Linked DNA regions of Homo sapiens: region 1 is linked to region 2. Evidence: chromatin contacts called from ENCODE Hi-C or POLR2A ChIA-PET data. All regions are on one chromosome and are shown on one strand. Each heading gives the region's core, a stretch centred on a gene start or an enhancer-like site at or near the end of the contact. The rest is flanking DNA. Distances are from core to core; before and after follow the strand shown. Region 1 holds the start of TCEA2 (transcription elongation factor A2). Region 2 holds the start of MRGBP (MRG domain binding protein).

Evidence for each region. Hi-C counts contacts between places; a loop is a spot of excess contacts on that map. ChIA-PET counts read pairs that join two places held with the same protein, here RNA polymerase II (POLR2A). Pooled maps may share reads with other maps.
Region 1: a loop to region 2 is called in a pooled map, with 5 times the contacts of the local background. The contact joins the promoter of TCEA2 here to the promoter of MRGBP in region 2. A Hi-C loop is called at or near these places in 2 of 37 single-sample maps with no recorded cell type and 8 of 50 pooled maps. POLR2A ChIA-PET finds 5 or more read pairs at or near these places in 1 of 52 experiments (Caco-2).

What each region holds. Positions count from the first base shown.
Region 1 is chr20:64,061,889-64,065,551 of GRCh38, forward strand. TCEA2 (transcription elongation factor A2) reads left to right here and starts at 1,310. Exons shown (of 10, transcript NM_003195.6): 1 at 1,310-1,496. The coding sequence starts at 1,425. RefSeq lists enhancers at 691-820, 831-880 and a silencer at 1,211-1,570.
Region 2 is chr20:62,795,092-62,798,769 of GRCh38, forward strand. It overlaps MRGBP (MRG domain binding protein), which reads left to right and starts at 1,382. Exons shown (of 5, transcript NM_018270.6): 1 at 1,382-1,580; 2 at 2,019-2,140; 3 at 3,496-3,577. The coding sequence starts at 1,433. RefSeq lists an enhancer at 1-525 and a silencer at 1,149-1,688.

The DNA of each region.
Region 1 (3,663 bases), core at 60-2,559, 1.3 Mb after region 2:
TGGCTAGTTTTTGTATTCTTTGTAGAGACGGGGTTTCACCATATTGGCCAGGCTGGTCTCGAACTCCTGACCTCAGGTGATCCACCCGCCTGGGCCTCCCAAAGCGCTGGGATTACAGGCATGAGCCACTATTGCCCGGCTAAGATGAGTCTCTTAACTGACCATATTTTCCTTTTCATTTTGGCTGCGGGGAAGCTCAGTTATATGTGATTAGTGCCACAGACAGCCCAAGAAATGCTCAGCCCATTCCACCTGCCACCTGGCCTCATAGTTCGTTGGCCTGAACTTGAATGACTACAGGCTCCTTGATCCACACCCTCCCCCAGGATTGTGCCCTCTCCAGGAAACCACCCAGCATCTGCATTACTGGGGAGCTGCCAGGCAGTGGTGGGGATGCTGGCCCTGCACCTGTCCCCGTCCTCAACCCTCCCTAGGCCTGGGCCATCTCTCTGGCTGCCTGCAGTCTGGCCCTACCTAGGGACCTCCAACAACAATGTCAATGAACACTAATTGTCATGCTCCATCCCCTCTCTGTTCTCAGGCATGTGATGTGAATCAGCTGACATCATCTTGACGGGAGCCCTGTGAGGCGGACACTTAACTCCAGTTTCACAGGTGGGGAGACTGAGACACAGTGGTCAACGTGCAGAGCCCAGAATCTGCTCCCTGGTAGCTGACTTTGCAGGCAGGGGCCTTGCCCACGCAGCCTCGGCAGAGGCCCCCGCACTTCGCGAACCCCAGCAATGGCCCCTTCCAGACGCCACGTCCAGCTACCGCGCGCTCACACCTGCAGGGCCCCACAAGAGGCCTCCCAGTGTGCGCGGGCCTCTTGAAGAAGTAACTCTACTCAGAAGCCCGAATGACCCAAACTGGGCTCTGGGAGGCTGGGGACGGCCTTCTAGGCCAAGTGGGGCGCGCGCAGGGCTCAGCGGGGCCCAAGAGAAGGGCTGAGGGCACTGGGTCCTGAGCCACCCACCGAAGGACGCCGCGGGACAGCAAGGCCCGAAGCAGGAGGAGAGAAGGGAGCAGATTCCTGGGCCTCCTGGGGCCCGGTCGCTCCGGGATGTCTGAGCTCTGGGAGGGGCGTGCCCGGGGCGCCTCCCTCGCGGGGTATTGTGGGATCACGAGTCACTGGCGACGGTGGGTCAGGACTACACTTCCCAGGAGGCTGTGCGCGCCGCGTGGCGCCTGGGAGTTGTGGTCCAGAGCGCGGGCGCGGCGGGCGCGGCAGGCGGGCGCGTGGACTACGCATCCTAGGATGCCGCGCGCGGCCGCGGGGCCGAGGGTTTGAACCGGGGGTCTGTCGTCCGCGGCGGGGCTGCGTCGGCTGCGGCGGGTGTGGGAGGTGGCGACGGCCGGGGCCGGGGTCCTGCCCGGCTGCGGAGGCGGGCGCGACGGGCGCGGGGGTCGCTGCTCCTGAGGCGATGATGGGCAAGGAAGAGGAGATTGCGCGGATCGCCCGGAGGCTGGACAAGATGGTGACCAAGAAGAGCGCGGTGAGGGGCGCGGGCCGCCAGGACCCCGGGAACCCCGCCCCGCCGAGACCCCGTCGAGCCCGCCGACCCCCGTTAGGGCCGGAAGACGACCTGAGGGGCAGGACGAGACCCCTCCCCGGCAGAGACTAACCGGGACGCAGGGGAGACCCCCACCCGTGGCCGAGACCCCTGCCCCGGGCCAGCCCTGCCGTTCACTCCCGCAACCCCGGCAGAGGCCGCGATCAGGCCTGGACCTTGTCCCGGGAGAGCCACCCGCTCTGGACTCAGACCCCTCCCTCGCCCGCAGTCACAGGCTCCGCACCCTTCCCTGTCCCTTAACTCCAGACCCCCAGCCTGGCCCGTCGACTCCTTCCTTGGCCCTGTCCCGCCTCTCGGAGCCCCCGGGGTGTTCGGGCCTCCTCTGCGGGCCGCGCCAGCCCCTTGCCTTCCTCCATCCCGGCCTGGGCATCCTCACAGGCCGAGCCCCGCCCCCCAACTCAGCCCTCTCCCACGCTCCGTCTCTTACAGCGTTTGTCACCCTCCGTCTCCCATAGCATTTGTCGCCGGCAACAGTTTGGAGTCTGAGGTTGGATCCCCTTTTCTTCTGGAGCTTCCGTGCCTCCCCTGCCTCTTCCCAGCCCTTGTCATCCTCCTTCACAGGCCAGCCAGATACCTGTCTTGCCTGTGGGCCCATTTTCTTCCCTGTCTGTCCCCACCCCACAAGAACCAGGTTTCTCTAATAAATTCTCTCCCTTCTTTAGCCAGGACTTAGCCCGCAGCAACTTGGGTTGTGGGTAGTTATGTGGACACCCTCCGAAAAGAGCCGGTGTGCTTATATAAGAGCCAGGAGGTCGGGCAAGCCTCCTCTGGGAGTGTCTGGGCGCTGGAGCCTCTGGCCGGCTCTGTTCACTGCGGCCTGGGCCTCTGTTGTCTTGCGGCCACAGCGAGACTTTGGAGGAGGCTGTGTGTGAGGACTTTGAAGGGGCCAGGTCAGTGGGGGTCCAGTTCCAGCGTCATGACCTTGGCAACCTCTGCACCCTCCCACAGAAGCATCTTTAGAGGATGCTGCCTGCCTCCTGGGGGGTGGGGAGGGGTCTGGCCGCAGGTCATTTGGAGCTCCTGGCTGGCTCAATAAACGTGACCTGTGCTTTCCCACCCAGACTGTGAACTCCTGGGGCAGGGCCAGCTGTGTGTCTGCCAGGCCAGCCCAGGGCGGTGAAGGTGGCTGAGTCATGGGCTTTGGGTGATTTGTGCAGCCACCCCAGGGCTGTGTGACTGCAGTGGGGGTTTGGGGGAAGCTTTTTGGGCTGAGCAGGGTTGAGTCTGGGTTCCTGTGACCAGCGTTCTGGACTGGGGTCTGCCCTGGGAAGGGGTGGGCTCCCACTCATTCCTGCTGGGTGCAGCACCCCCATCATTGCGTTCACACACACCCCGGAAAACTGGTCAGCACAAAGTAGGGGTCTGCGAACCATTCATAGCTGTTTCCAGAGATGACCCGAGAATGGAGTTGTTCCCCTTCTTAAAGGAGACAAAACACAAACGATAAAAGCTGTAGGTGGGAGAAGCAAAGATGGGTCATGGAGCCAGGGGAGGGCTGGGTGGGGCTGGGCAGAACTGATGGGGGGTTTCTGGTGGAAGAACAGCTTGAGTAGAAGCCCCAGGGGAGAATGAGGAGGGGAGGCGGGCGCTGTGCAGTGGGGAGTGGGAGCCAGCAGAGCCTCCTGGGGGTCCCAGTGCCTGAGGTCCCCTCGGGGACCTGGGGGCCAGGTGTGGGGGTTTTTTTGCCTCTGGACCTGAGCCCACTGAGAGCCACGTAAGCAGGTGCAGGGCTTTCAGGGGACAGTGGCCTTGGCTCTGGCTATCACCTCAAGGCTGGACTCTGTACAGCCCAAGAGGCAGGGCCTGCCTGGGAGGGCTCAGGAGGGGCTGCAGCGTGAGCAGACTATGCCACCCGGATTGCTGGGGTTGTGCGGGCGGTAGGTGGGACAAGCCCCTCCCATGGCCTGTGGGTCGTGGGACTCTGATCAGGTCACCTTAGGGCAGAGGGAATGATACACACGTGGAAACACATGCACGTGTTACAGAGGAGATGGGGTGTTGCAGGGCACAGTTGCAGTTTTAAACAGGAGAGGCCTTGCTGAGAAGGTGTTGTTGAAATAAAGCCCGGGAGGGAGGGAGGGAGGGAGGG
Region 2 (3,678 bases), core at 132-2,631:
CCCAAGAGGCAGAGGTTGCAGTGAGGCGAGATCGTGCCATTGCACCCCAGCCCGGGCAACAGAGCGAGACTCTGCCTCAAAAACAAACAAAAAAGAAGCCGGTCCCCATCCGCAGTGACTCGCGTTTCCCTCCCCCTCCCCCGTCCCCGGCAACCGTGCATCTACTTTCTATTCCTATGGAGTTGCCAGTTCTGGCTCTTCCTGTGAATGGATTCCCATGCTGTGTATTTTCGTGTCTGAATTCTCTGACTTTCGTCTCAGCCCGCACCCACGCTGCCGCAGTCCGCGCTCGCTGCTTTTAGGCTGAACGCGGCTGCGCCGTGCGGGTGCCCGCGCTCCGGGCGCCCCTCGCAGGTTCAGCCCCGGGTTGGGGGCGGCGCTTGCCTCGCGGCTGCGGGTCCCAGCCTGAACCTGTGTCTTGTTCCACTGCCGCGGGCGCCCGCCACGGAGCTGCTGCTTCCTAGGGAGACGGTTCCATCGTTGAAGGAACGGCCAGACTGTCTTTCGCAGCAGCGGCCCATCTGACCGCACAGCACGACCGCACGAGGGTCCCGAGCCCTGACCCTCGCAGCACTCGTCACCCCGGCCGCGTGGTTGTGGCGGTCTCGGCGGGGCAGGGGGTCCCCACGCGGGCTGATTCTAGTTTCGCGTGACCGATGGTGCTCATTAGCCATATCTGTACATCTTTTTTTTTTTTTCGAGTCGGAGTTTCGCTCTTGTTGCCCAGGCTGGATTGCAATGGCGCGATCTCGGCTCACTGCCTCCCGGGTTCAAGCGATTCTCCTGCCTCAGCCTCCCGAGTAACTGGGATTACAGGCGCCCGCCACTACGCCCGGCTACTTTTTTTGTATTTTTAGTAGAGACGGGGTTATACGATGTTGGCCAGGCTTGTCTCGAACTCCTGACCTCAGGTGATCCGCCCGCCTCGGCCCCCCAAAGTGCTGGGATTACAGGCGTGAGCCACCGCGCCCGGCCCATCTGTACATCTTCTTTGGAAAAATGTGTATCCAAATCCTTAGCCGTTTTATAGTTAGATTGTCTTTTTATTATCGAGTTATAAGAATTATTTATACCTTCTACAAGGAAGTTCATTATCAGATATAGGATTTGCAAATATTTTCTCTCATCTGTGGGTCGTCTTTTCACTTTTCTGATGGTTTCCTTTGAAGCACAGACTTTTTTGTTTGGGTGCAGTGTATTTCTTACTGTGCTTTAAAGAGGAACACGTTTTAAGAACCCCCGCGCGGGGCGGAGCAGGGCGGAGTCCCCGGCGGGAAGGGACCCGAGACCTCGGCTGCGCCTGCGCCGACGCCGGCGCGTGAGCCCGAGCGCGTACCCGGCGGAGCGCGCGCCCGCCCCCGAGTGCGCCTGCGCGGAGCTCGTGGCCGCGCCTGCTCCCGCCGGGGGCTCCTTGCTCGGCCGGGCCGCGGCCATGGGAGAGGCCGAGGTGGGCGGCGGGGGCGCCGCAGGCGACAAGGGCCCGGGGGAGGCGGCCACCAGCCCGGCGGAGGAGACAGTGGTGTGGAGCCCCGAGGTGGAGGTGTGCCTCTTCCACGCCATGCTGGGCCACAAGCCCGTCGGTGAGCGCCCAGGCTGCGGACGCGCGTGGGGGCGGGGCGGGCAACCGGCGGGGCGGGGCGGGGCCTGCGCTCGCGACACCCTCGCCCCCACGCTCCCCGCCGAGCCCGGGCCGTGACACCGCCGCCACACCCGTCCCGGGACCCCCGCCCCCTCCCACGCGCCCTTCGGACCCCGCCCCGGACCCCGCCCACGACCCCTACCCCCGTGAGACCGCGAGGTCCCAGCCCGCAGTGCCCCACCCCCACCCCCGCCCCGGGACAGCCCACCCCCTCCCACACACACCACCCAGCCCTGCCCCCCCACAGCCCCTCCACACCCTGGCCCTCCCCATCTCTCCGCAGCCACCCTTGCCCCTCCAGTCCCCAGGGCAGCCCGTCCCCTCCATCCCCTTTCTCCTCACCGCTCACCGGTTATCCCGCCGCCCCTCCTCCCCTCAGGTGTGAACCGACACTTCCACATGATTTGTATTCGGGACAAGTTCAGCCAGAACATCGGGCGGCAGGTCCCATCCAAGGTCATCTGGGACCATCTGAGCACCATGTACGACATGCAGGCGCTGGTGAGCCCAACCGCCCTCCCTGTGCCGCCCGATGGGGGCACGAACCCGCACACCGCTCTCTGAGAGTCAGCCTGAGCTGGGCAGAGGCCCCTCCATGTCTGCTGGGGTCTGCTGGGCAGAGTAGAGGCCCCTCCATGCCTGCTGGGGTCTGCAGTGAGCTCTCAGGGTCAGCCTGAGCTGGGCAGAGGCCCCTCCGTGCCTGCTGGGGTCCCCTGGGCAGAGACCCCTGCAGTGAGGCTCGTCCTTAAGGAGGACATCCCGGGGCTCCAGAGCCTGTCATGGAAAGCACAAACACAGTGCTAGCAGCTGGCTAGCTTTTCAGGGGCTCTGCTTTAGACTGGGTGCTGGGCCAGAGTCTCCAGCTGAGACCCTGGGGAGGGAGGGAAGGATGCAGAGTCCCGGGCCCTTAGGCCATTGTCAGCCTCCTGGGAGGCCCCCGAAGTGCTTTAGGCAGAGGGTGACCCTATCTGAGTCACACCAAGGTGAATTTGGTGACTTCTGTGGGAGTCAGACAAGTAGAGTTCCAGTCCTCGCAGAGCTTGGAGCTGGCACTGTGTGACGGGCGAGCGGGTTAACTAGGTAAGCAGGGTGGCCAGAAGAGACAGGTGGGTGTTCCAGGCCCTGTGGCAGCAGGAGGTGGTGGGTCCAGGAGCTCAAAGAAGGTGGTGTACTTGGAGAGTGGGGTGGGGGTCAGGGGTCAGGTGACCAGGAGGAGTGGGGACCTGTGCTGGTGGAGAGTCTGTGCCAGCCACGTTGGACTCAGGGCCACACCGGCCATCAGTATGACATAGGTCTCTCCCTCTGGTCTGTGCGACCTCAGGAGGGCAGTGCCTGGCAAGCACTCTCTTCTTCTTTGCCTGGTTCTGTGCCTGTGGCGCTCCCAACCGACACCCTCGGTGTCCATGGGCTCCTGCCACGTGGATGAGAACTCGAGGTGCCTGCGGCCTTTCCCCAGGGCTGTCACTGTGCCCTCTGCATGCCGCCTTGGGGAACGCAGTCTCATGGTGAGACTGCAGGCCGTGCTGGGCAGGCGGAGCCCACAGGTGTGTGTCACCAGGGCTGCCCGGTCCTCAGGGCCCGCCTTAGTGATGCTGGCCCCGGTGGGTCTTCCTGACTCCTGCATCTGCTGCCGCTGGTTCTGCCCTCCCTGGGTCTGTCTGGAAAGCCCAGCTGTGGCAGGCGCTGTTCACAAAAAGAAGAAATGCCCTTTGCCCTTGCCCCGCCCGCCGCAGCCTCCAACACAGTGATGTGTGCTCATTGGCCTCTCCCCAAGTGGCTCTTACACGGCTCTAGTGACTTCTTGAAACTGCATCTTCACCCTTGTTTCTTAAACAAAACTCTCTATTTGATATCAGCATGAGTCTGAGATTCTTCCATTCCCGAATCCAGAGAGGAACTTCGTCCTTCCAGAAGAGATCATTCAGGAGGTCCGAGAAGGTGAGGCTCGGGAAAGGTTGGGCTTGGGATTCAGAAAAGGCCAGACCCTGGCCAAGGGCAGGGAGGTGAGGGTGAGGACCCCGGGCCTCCAGGGAGGTGTG